Regions from separate parts of the Mus musculus genome. Here region 1 is linked to region 2. The links are chromatin loops, found by intact Hi-C in ENCODE. Cell type or tissue: heart. All regions are shown on one strand.

Region 1 (5,000 bases), 130 kb after region 2:
TCTCTACTGCTTCCTCCCCTCCATGTGCGTGCCTTCCATGCGAGCATCCATGGCTTTCTCCTTCTGTCCTCCTCCCTCCTCCAGGCAGCTGCTAAGGCTCACAGCTTGCCCCTTTGAGGTTTCTCTTTAGCCGCTAATAAAGTTGTCCTAATGCTTCCATTTGAATCCATTTCTAAACCCCCAGATAAATGAGACTAAAAACTCCATGAGAGGATCCTAATTTCTGGTCACCCACACAAGCTCAGTGGTTATGTGGTGCAGAGACCCCAAACTCCAAGCTTTATCCACTAAGCCATTTATCCAGCCCCAGCTTACAAGTTTCCAAGTAGTAAAATCAGTGATATACTTAAAATACAGAGAATATTCAAGACAGAAACACAACTTTGGAGAGAAAAATATTTAATCTGTTTCATGGAAAAAAAGTACAAAGCTTTGGAAGAGCTTTAGGTTTGCAAGTACAGTAGGAACACACACGCTTCCCAGACGCTTGGCTCCACGCTCCTCGAGTTAGTGAAGCCGTCAAGCTCTTATCCACCCAATAATGCACTTGAAGAAGCCACTGAAGAGTTTGGTCTAGAAATAAGTGTAAAATACATTGCATAAAAATATATTAATCCATCTACAAACACTTTAAAATGCATAGCAAGGAAATTCTTTCAGGACTAAGCCATGTCTAGAAATACCAGTATCTGAACTTGTATACTGGATTTCCACTGCATTGTTTAGGCATGACATCCTCACAGCAGAGCACCTCTATGCTCACAAATGACATCATTTACCCACACAAGATGGCAACAGTCTCTAACGTGATCATCCATGAAGCATACCTTGAAGGAGTAACAGACTGGTGGAGGTCTTGATTCCTTAAGGCGTGAAGTAATGACAGTAACGGCGTCTCTTACAGAGAGACCTAAAGCTATACCATCAGCCCATGGACAGTGAGGAAGCCCTACTTCAAAGAGAAGCCAATCTGAAGTCAGTCACACGGGGTCCTGTTCTCTGCTGTAGAACACTGAGAAATTACTAGGAATTTTAGAAAAATGATCACTGCAACACGTTCCCCACTTGAGTCCCTGTGGAAGCCCAGCTCCTCAGCAAAGGCTCGACAGGAATACAGCTGTTTCTGTAGCTGAGGGCGGAGGTCACGGGCTGAGTTGGGGCTCTGGCTTAGTTTTTGAGGGTAACTTGCAATGATGACATCACAGGCATGCACCGACAATACATTCCAACCCTGTGCCAACAATTATGTTTCTGGTGGAACTAAAAATAGAGACAAGCAGTCTTTAAAATAGAAGATACCCCAATGGCTACACTAGGAACGTATGTGCTTTCATCCCCACTGGCATCATTTGATTGTTTGATCTTATTTATCTCAACATATTTTCTCATGAAACTAGGTTCAGAATAATAAAAATCCTCTTTAAAGAGTCTGTATCTCAGAGGGCGGAACCTCACCTCCCTTTTGTTTTATTTTGTTTTATTTATTCCATGTGGAAAGCTGAAACTAAGCAACCCAAGAGTTACTAGAGCTTCAGATTTCACTTTCAAACAGCAACACTGCTCACGCCCACGTCTGAGCCAGGCCAGGCACTCTAGTATGTAGGTCCAGTGTTTATTTCTAACCCACAGCTGAGGGCGGCCACAGGTGGAAGTGTACTGGAAAGTCCTTGCGGTTCTTTCCTTGGGTCGGGAGGCTGTCGAGAGCAGTGTCCACAGGCACACAGGAGTGACGTGCAAGGGGAGCAAAGGACACACCACACAATGAGTAACTACACCTAGACGCACATTCCACAAGCGTCTAGGGTTTTAGTTTTCAACTCTGACCTCTGACAATGATTAAACCAAAGCACCACGCCATGGCGAAAGCTATCCTAGCAGAGCCTGCAGGCAGGGCTGTGTCCTATTCTGGGCCAGCCTGTGTGCTCATAGCGGCCACCCGAGAGCCAAGGCGCCAGCCTACACAAGCCGGCACAGGCAGGAGACAAGGCTGATTAGCCACAGAATGCCACCTCGCTTGATTACCAAGCCTCTAACTTTAACGACCATTCTGTCTATTACCCTAACGCAAAGAAACTGGAAAAAGGAAATTCTATTAAGCCAGGTTAAAACAGTGACTCAGGCGAGGGCTCATTCTTCATGTCGGCTTTGAAACACGGGTGGAAAAAGCAATCTTGGTGATTATCACGCAGGTCTGCCTCAAGGTATGTGACTCTGTCACACTGTCATTTCTGACCCATGTAGTGCGCTGCTCACTGAACCATAGTACTGCTTCACGACCACACTACTTCACAATGGACAGACGCTGCACTGGGATGCCCCTAAAAACCACCACTGGCACACGCAGGACATCTTGTCTCACACTGCCACGCTGATTTCAGGAACAACTCCTGAGTCACCAGGGAGCCTGCACAGCAGACCATTAAGGCTGCAGGAAGGCAGAGGACTTTATTCCTCTACACCTCACTTGGTTCACAAAACACACTGTGTCCGATATGGGTAGACGTCTCCAGGCCTGCACCAGCCATGCTCGTTATGGTGGACTGGCTGCTGGGACAGTCCTGTTGAGCTAACTGGGATGTCTACACATACTCCTGCCAAGAAAAAACTGTGGATAGTCACTGAAATTAAGGGCACAGAAAATCCTCTGGGAACCAATGATTATATAGACCATTCCAAGGCCCAGATGATAAGAATCTATGAGAAGTCATGTAAGTTGAATGACTTTAATGAATTTAAATGAATTTTACAAACACGCATTCCCAGGGCTCCTGGAATCCTCTGGACTGATAAGTTACTACATGAAGGAATGAAATATGTGACCTTGCAAGTTTGGGAGACGACAGAGTAGGCAGTGGGGCAGACAGCTGTCCACTTCCTCTGTGTACACTCTTAGTGCTGATGTGACTGTTCAAGGAGGAGGGACTCTATCCTAAGGCTGTTGTGAGGATTGCGTGTGGTCAGCACACAGAAGGGAAACTCCCAGCAGGGAGCGAGAACTCAATGAAGGTAAGCCTCCTTCTGCCCTCGTCTGAAGGCCGGGGGGTAGGTCCCCACTTTCCACACTGTAGGGAGCCTCGGTTAAGCTCTGCTGCTGTCAGCCAGCACCCACATACTAGGTCCTGTTCTAGGCACTGGACGCTACCCCAGGAGCTTCGTACCCAACATGCCGAAGCAGCTTCCTTCTCTGGAACATTCACACCTAGTCTGTAACGTTATTCTCAAGTACTTTGAAGACTGCAGAGGGCACCGCCCCAGGGTGAGAGCACCCACCAGGGCACGCAGGTTATAATCTGAAGATTCTTGTACAAGCTGTTAAGAGTGTGGTGTGTCTCCAGCTATGTCTGGATCCTCTATGGAAAAGCCGTATTCATTAAAGCTCCAGAAGGCCTTTTTAAATACTTCAATACAGTAGAGAGGTGCTTCTTTATAAACAATATTGTTTATGAAATGGTAATACATTCTACCATAAAGTGTTCTTTTTCTTCTCGAGCCCAGATTCTACTGGGACTGCTAACATGTCAAATGGTGGAGAAAGATTTTGCTTTAGAAACTGGAGTTGTAAAAAAAAAAAAAAGTCAAGCCCATGTCTGTGGCCATAAATTATTGTCATTATTAGAACTAAACTGATAAGTAGCAGTTCATAAATTACTCCCTGCTAAATGCCGTGGGAGCATTTTACTGAAGCCTGGCGGCAAGCCCAGGCTTGGTCCAGCAGCCCAGCTCTGCAGGGCAAGACACTGCTAGAGTCTATACTCCTGCCACTATACCATGCTAAACAATAAAACACCGTAATTATCCCTGTCCTCACCAACTACAATTTTAAAGGAAACTGGTAAATGAAAGGACTCTAAATAGACCCCCATCTTTGGTAACAGAAGTGGCTTTAGAAAAATTATTAGTGCTTACAATTCAGATTATTTTAGTATCTTTGAGAAGATTAGATTACTCTCTAAAGTACTGGCCATTGAGTATTCTCAGAGGTAGAATTTCAGTGAGACAGCACGGGCTTGCTCATTTAGAGCTTAGGTGACACGGCCCCTGCACGTGGCTTTATGTTACTGTTCACTACAAAACATAGCTTTTCGTGATTTCATTTTCCTCCTGAGGACTGAACCCAGGGCCTCTGCGCACGGCAAAGAACCATCTTCCAAATGAGTTAACAACTCTGATCTTTGCCAAGCCAGAGGCAAAGGCAGAAGCTGAAGACTTTTCCCTGGATGGAGAAAGACAGTCAGTTCCGCGTATGTGGAGAAACCATGGTTACACATGTTCATTAAGTCCTAGATTTCCCACACTGCAAAACAGAGGCCCACATAACCTATCTCAGTGGTGTGAGCCCCAAGGCAGACAGAGTTGTCTCAGGACAACTACAAGGCTCTCAGAGAGGACAGGAGACGCTGCAGCTCCAGAAGTGCTGTGACCAAGGTTTCCTCCTGGCAGACACTGTGTCAGTCCTGACCCTAGGAAAGCGCACTCTGCTCACTGAGCACCTTCTCCGTCCATCCCCACTAACATTCTGCTGTGACCAGCAGTGCAGAGAGGCAGGTGGGTGGGGTGTGCAGCCACCGAGATCCCCGCAGTCACTGAAGACTCAAGTAAGATCCTACCCAGGCAAAGGGAAAATCAAGGGAGTTAAAGAATATTTTGGGATTTTTAAGGTACATCAAACTACAGAATACATGCTTGTATTTTCAGAGTGAAAAATAATTTCCACACAAGCTAAACTGTATATACCCTGTTTTAGAGAGTGAAACTGTTTATGTCCTCAAACAGGAAATGACTGAACCAAAATATTCTCATCCCGTCCAACTGGAAATAAACGAGGAATCCAACAAATCAACGAGGGCTGCGGCGCTCTGAGGCCCTCCACAGACCACCAGCTCCAGGCTGGAGCTGCAGAGCCGCTGCCTTGGCTGGTTCTAGGTGCAAAGGTTTCTGAGGTAACCACGGGCAACTCTAAACAGGACCCCTCCCTTTCACGTTCGCCTTGCTCCTGAGAA
Region 2 (5,000 bases):
ACGTTTTCCTAAAACAACAACAACAACAACAACACGTTACCTCTAATGGCTTTCAAACTCCCCACGCTGCAGAAAACGCAGTCTCTTAACGTCTACTATTTTTAAGCGAACTTTTAACAAGGCTCTCAAGATTACAGCTAAGTTCCTGTAGTTAAAATGACAGATACTTGAAGTCAGTAAAAGTTCCTGTAGATTTGACGCTGTTTATTAAATCAGGAACAAAGAAACCCAATATCCTGCAAGCCGCAAAAGAAAGGTAAGCAAAAAAATAAAAATAAAAAGCAAAACTCTCCTGTGGCTCTCAGCACTTTTCCTCCCCAAACTGCTATTACATGAAAAAGAACAATCTAGACAGTTGGTATTAGCATCTACAGCTCAACACTAAACTGCAGTGGTGAGGGGGCTTTTCCAACTGACTTACTTTTCTCCAAGTACCTGTGGGTTCAGAATCCTTAAACTGCCTTTGCACATCGAGCAGCACACCGGTGTTTTAATCCAGTGCTCGGCAGAGGATTACCTCATTCAGTTGTGGTTTCTGTGGAATTTTAAGTACAATTTTAAAAAGGAAGGACTGGATTTTGGATATGTGGGGTATTATACATATATTATATATGTGCCTATCTATATAGATTTGCTATTCTTAGTTGTTCTTTTTCATTTAAAAAAAAAAAGCCACAGGGATTTTTGTGGGTGGAGTTGCTAGGAAAGAGAGAAGGTGATCAAAGAGGAGGGTAGGTGATGGCAAGCTCAGCAGAGAGGACCCCTTCCCCTCAGTGTCTCAAAGGCAATTATGAGCAAACTGAGCGCCTTTGCGGGGGGGGGGGGGGGGGAGAGCTCCATTCACAAGAAAGCCCGCTGACCTTCCCAAGGTCACCTGGCGGGCGAGGGAACTACAGTGAGAGAAGAAGCCAGGGAGGCCCAGGCCACCATCTGTTTGACCAGGTTTTCCTCTCCTTCAAAGGTTTCTAGCCCCAAGTCCCACACTCAACAAGCTTGGGAAACAAAAGCCCACAACCTTTAATTCATGCCATAGAATTGCATGCAGAGAGAGCACTAGTGAGCACAATAGACTGTGGAGGTAAAGTGACAGGGTTAGAAGTGACAGGGTTAGAAGCACAAAGGCTGGGGGCCACACCTTCAATACCAGACCCATCTGGAGGGACAAGTAAATGGGAAAGAAAAAAATAACAGTTTGAGGGTTTGTTTTTTGTTTTTGTTTTGTGTTTCTGGAAGTTGCCCCTTCATTAGGAGCAATGCTTGCAGTCTTGGGAGGACAACAGAAACCAGACACTAAAGGCTTTAGAAGTAAGCGTTAATAGACAGATGATCTTGACACTCCTAATTGCCAGCTGTGAGCAAGAGAGAGAGTGTGTGTGTGTGTGAGAGAGAGAGAGAGAGAGAGAGACAGAGACAGAGACAGACAGAGAGAGACAGAGAGACAGAGAGAGAGACGGGGGCGAGGGCGGGAGAAGGGGGAAATTTGTGCCCTGAGAAATGTGGAAAATCAATGTTTTAGGAAACTATTTCCGAGAAACGAAGAGCATCCTCGGAGAGCAGTGTAGCTCATTCAAGAAGCAAGGAAAAACACCCCTCCCTGCTCCCAAAAAAGCTAGCAGGTCTGATGGTTGGAAGATAAAAGAGGCCTTGAGTACCTCACGCACGTGAACAGTGCCCGGTGTCTGACTGAAGGTAGAGTTTAAAGGCAGCAACTTTCTGGCTTCCTAGGGTGTTGCCCACAAAGATCCTGCTCTCATGACCGGCAACATGTCTCACCATGGGACTGCCAGGGCTGCTGGCTCTTTGCAGGCTGTCAAAGCAACTCCATTTGGAAGGTTCTCAACTCCCTCATAACCAAATCCAATTGACTGAAACTTTCCCTCTTCCCACTAAAAGGTTAAAGAACTGTTGATGAAGTAAGTTAATCTACAAAGTGTATAATAATAATAATAATAATAATAATAATAATAATAATAATGCTACCAGGATTATATTTTAGGGGCTGATAGACTCTCAATGATATCAGGTTAAAGTGGGTGTTTCCAGAGATGTTTATCCTCCGGGAAGCGGACCGGTGGATCACCACAGCAGAGCCAAAACTGCTTGGGATAGAGAGGTTCAAAAATTACGAGATTCAGAAGCAATATTCTAGATGGGAATTCAACTAACATGGAGAGTGTGAGTGACGGGGAAGGAGGAGAAATTAATTCCATTTGCTGATGTGCCTGCAGGGAGCTATTTTTAGGCATAATCCAAACACTGCATATCTTCTCCATTTTGATTAGTAGAAAACTGGCAGAGAGCCAAAAGAATTAGTGTTTCTCAGCACATCGAGCCAGAAACGTACAAATAAAACTACATTATCTGTGCCAATGCATTTAACTTGAGCTACTCCTAAGTTTTATTCCCCCTCCAACCTCTCCCCCGCCCCCGCCCCGAAGTACACATGGTCCGGCTTGTCAGAGACATGCAGAAGACGTCTGTTACAATTAGCAACATGAGTTCTAGACTAAGGTTCCCCTGGAAGCTTCCTCAGAAGCCGCTGCTAAGAACTCAGCTCTCAGTGCACTCCCCGTCAGGCACAGGGGAGGGGCCGAGAAATTTTCTACCTAGCCATCTTACATAATGTCGGAGGAAGTCAGCAGTCCAACACAATGTGAAATTTAAATAAGTTGGGGGAAATGAGCTTAACAAGGAAAGGTTTCCCAATAGACACTTAGAAGTTATTAATAATTCCAATTCCAAGGAAAGCACAGAACAGAAAAATAAACTCAATGGGCCAAGCTCAGCAGCAGCGAGCTCCTGAAGGGCCTATCCCAATGTCCGTTGCTTCAGTCAGTGGGAGGATGTATATATATATATATATATATCCCCCAAATTCTGATTACTCCACCACTCCAAAACCTGGCGTGCCCACTTCCATGACCAGTGTAGCAAGTCACTGCTGAGTTGACAAATCTTAGTCGTATTCTGTCTACTGTTGTGATATTAAGGTAGATACCTTTGGCAACTTGATGTGTGCAGATACAAGGGTAAGGCAGTTCCCTGCCTGTACACTGCCCTTTTCCTCCCATCTCTGCAATACTGTTTCAGCAGCTAACACACACAACTGGCTGTTGTAACTTCTGAGATTGGCAAACCAGTTTTCACCATTCCTACAACGCACAGCTCTCCTCCTAAACAACAACCCAAGGTAGTTTTCCTGCTATTCAGAATCTCGGACACGGCCGGCCTACCTGTGAATATCTGTGGTGCCCGCTTGGAGGATCCCACAAAAAAAAGTCTTCTTGTTTCCTGCAAGTCTATGTAAGCAAATCCCTCTGCAGAGTGACTTCCTCTAGTTCACTAAAGAGACTGAACACGTCTACCCAGTAGTTAATACAGTATGTCCTTAGAGCTAAAAGAACATTCGTGATATTCAGAGCTGAGGTTTGCAGACCAGCACCCATGTTTGGGGTGGGGGATACTCTCTCATGTAGGCAGCAAGGCATTAGCCAGGTGCTTCAGGGTTCTTCAGATGAGACCGACTCTTCACATTATGAATGAAAAACCCTCCAACCAAAAGCACATGCATACTTTGGGGAGGGGGGGGGTGATACTAAAATGAACTTCAGTTCCTAGGGGACTTACAGTACTATTTTATCCTGAGATGGATTTACGCTTTCAAACTAAGTTTAAGGATTACCATTTACCATCACCCTTTCCTCCCTGCCCCTCCCCTTCCCCTTTCTTTCCTTCTTCAGTTCCTACTTTCTTTTTCTGGAAACATGGGGTAAACCTGTGGGGAGCCTTTGTTGACATGGCTGCTGTTCAGCCAGCCTTTCTTCCACAGGGATCTAAAGGCCAGCACTGTTCTCAAAGGGCCCTGAGCTTGCAGACATGCCTTTGGAGAAAGGAGTCCTACCTTTTCCTGGAAGAAGCTGCCTGTCCGTCTTGTCTGTCCATCTTAGAGGGGACCCTGAGCCAAAACCATATACTTTTCATTTTGGTGACACTACGTACGGTTCAGTCATGAAATGAAAAGCTTGTTTAAACATATTGGATAAACAGACTGGGTGAATGTACAATGAATCTCAGGATGGAATTTTACTCTACACTTCTCGGGAACTAATTTTTAATGAAAAAAAAAAAAAACCTCTATCCATTTGGGTGTTATAATTCTGTTAGGAAGTTAAATGAAAGTTAGGAGGTTCAGTTTGCCTTTCCTGCCCACCTAGAACATCTGCTGAAAAGGATCTAGGTACTTGTGTGAGAGAGATAACATTTGCTTCAGGAGTCCTTTTATACATCTTTGCTTAAGCATGAACATGGCTTTTTTTTTTTCCCATTCTAAGCAGGCTCTGGAGAACTGTGAACCCACTGTGGTTTTCAATGGGGACACAAACATAAGCCATGGAAGCCACTCACCGTTATTTCAAGTGGGCGACATCATCCAGTGGATCATTCCTTCCTGCTTGTGTTTCTGTGAGATGTTGCTGCTGAGTTACCCGTCTCCAGCAGCACTCTCTCTGGCTCTCCTTTGCAGAAGATACACGGTCCCTTCTTCCATCAAGTGTAGCAGATGGGCTCTTGAGGGTGCCTGAGTTGTCTGGAATACCTTGAATCCGGCTGTGAAAATTTAGGGCAAATCTGTGGCTCTCGGTTGGTGAACACCTTATTTGGTCTAGAGGCACTTTGCTCTGTGATTGAGTCATGAAGAGATATTAAAAAGGCAGCCAGTCTGTATTTTGAAGCAAACACTCAAGTCTCTCTTGTCATCGCGGACCCCCTTACAGACACACGGCACGGAACCTCGATTGAGCTGCACTGCTGTCTTTATTGCACATGGACCAATTCCCACACGGTAGTTAGTTGCACCAGAGTATAAATACTTGGTCACACACACAAGAAGAGATAGAATATACACACGAGTGCTAAATTTTACCAGCAGATTCACGGGGGCACTTGGACATTAAAAAATAATAATAAAAATACGTAAGAGAATAATATTTATAATATGGATA

The links. A loop is a pair of places that touch in the nucleus more often than their neighbours do. Peaks named below come from ENCODE experiments on the same cell type or tissue, not always from the same donor. Only the 100,000 strongest peaks of a DNase experiment are listed, where the experiment ranks them.
Region 1: a loop joins it to region 2, with 3.0 times the contacts of the local background. A loop is called at or near these places in 5 of 42 quality-filtered maps.

The regions. Positions count from the first base shown.
Region 1 is chr19:56,598,886-56,603,885 of GRCm38, reverse strand. It overlaps a transcript of Nhlrc2 not described here. Among named protein-coding and RNA genes, the nearest start is that of Nhlrc2, 53 kb to the right of the region's middle. In heart, no CTCF peak of the experiment used is centred here; no DNase peak of the experiment used is centred here; H3K27ac peaks cover 1,733 bases.
Region 2 is chr19:56,724,944-56,729,943 of GRCm38, reverse strand. It overlaps Adrb1 (adrenergic receptor, beta 1), which reads right to left. Exons shown (of 1, transcript NM_007419.3): 1 at 4,794-5,000. Among named protein-coding and RNA genes, the nearest start is that of Adrb1, 5.3 kb to the right of the region's middle. In heart, no CTCF peak of the experiment used is centred here; no DNase peak of the experiment used is centred here; H3K27ac peaks cover 1,061 bases; H3K27me3 peaks cover 223 bases.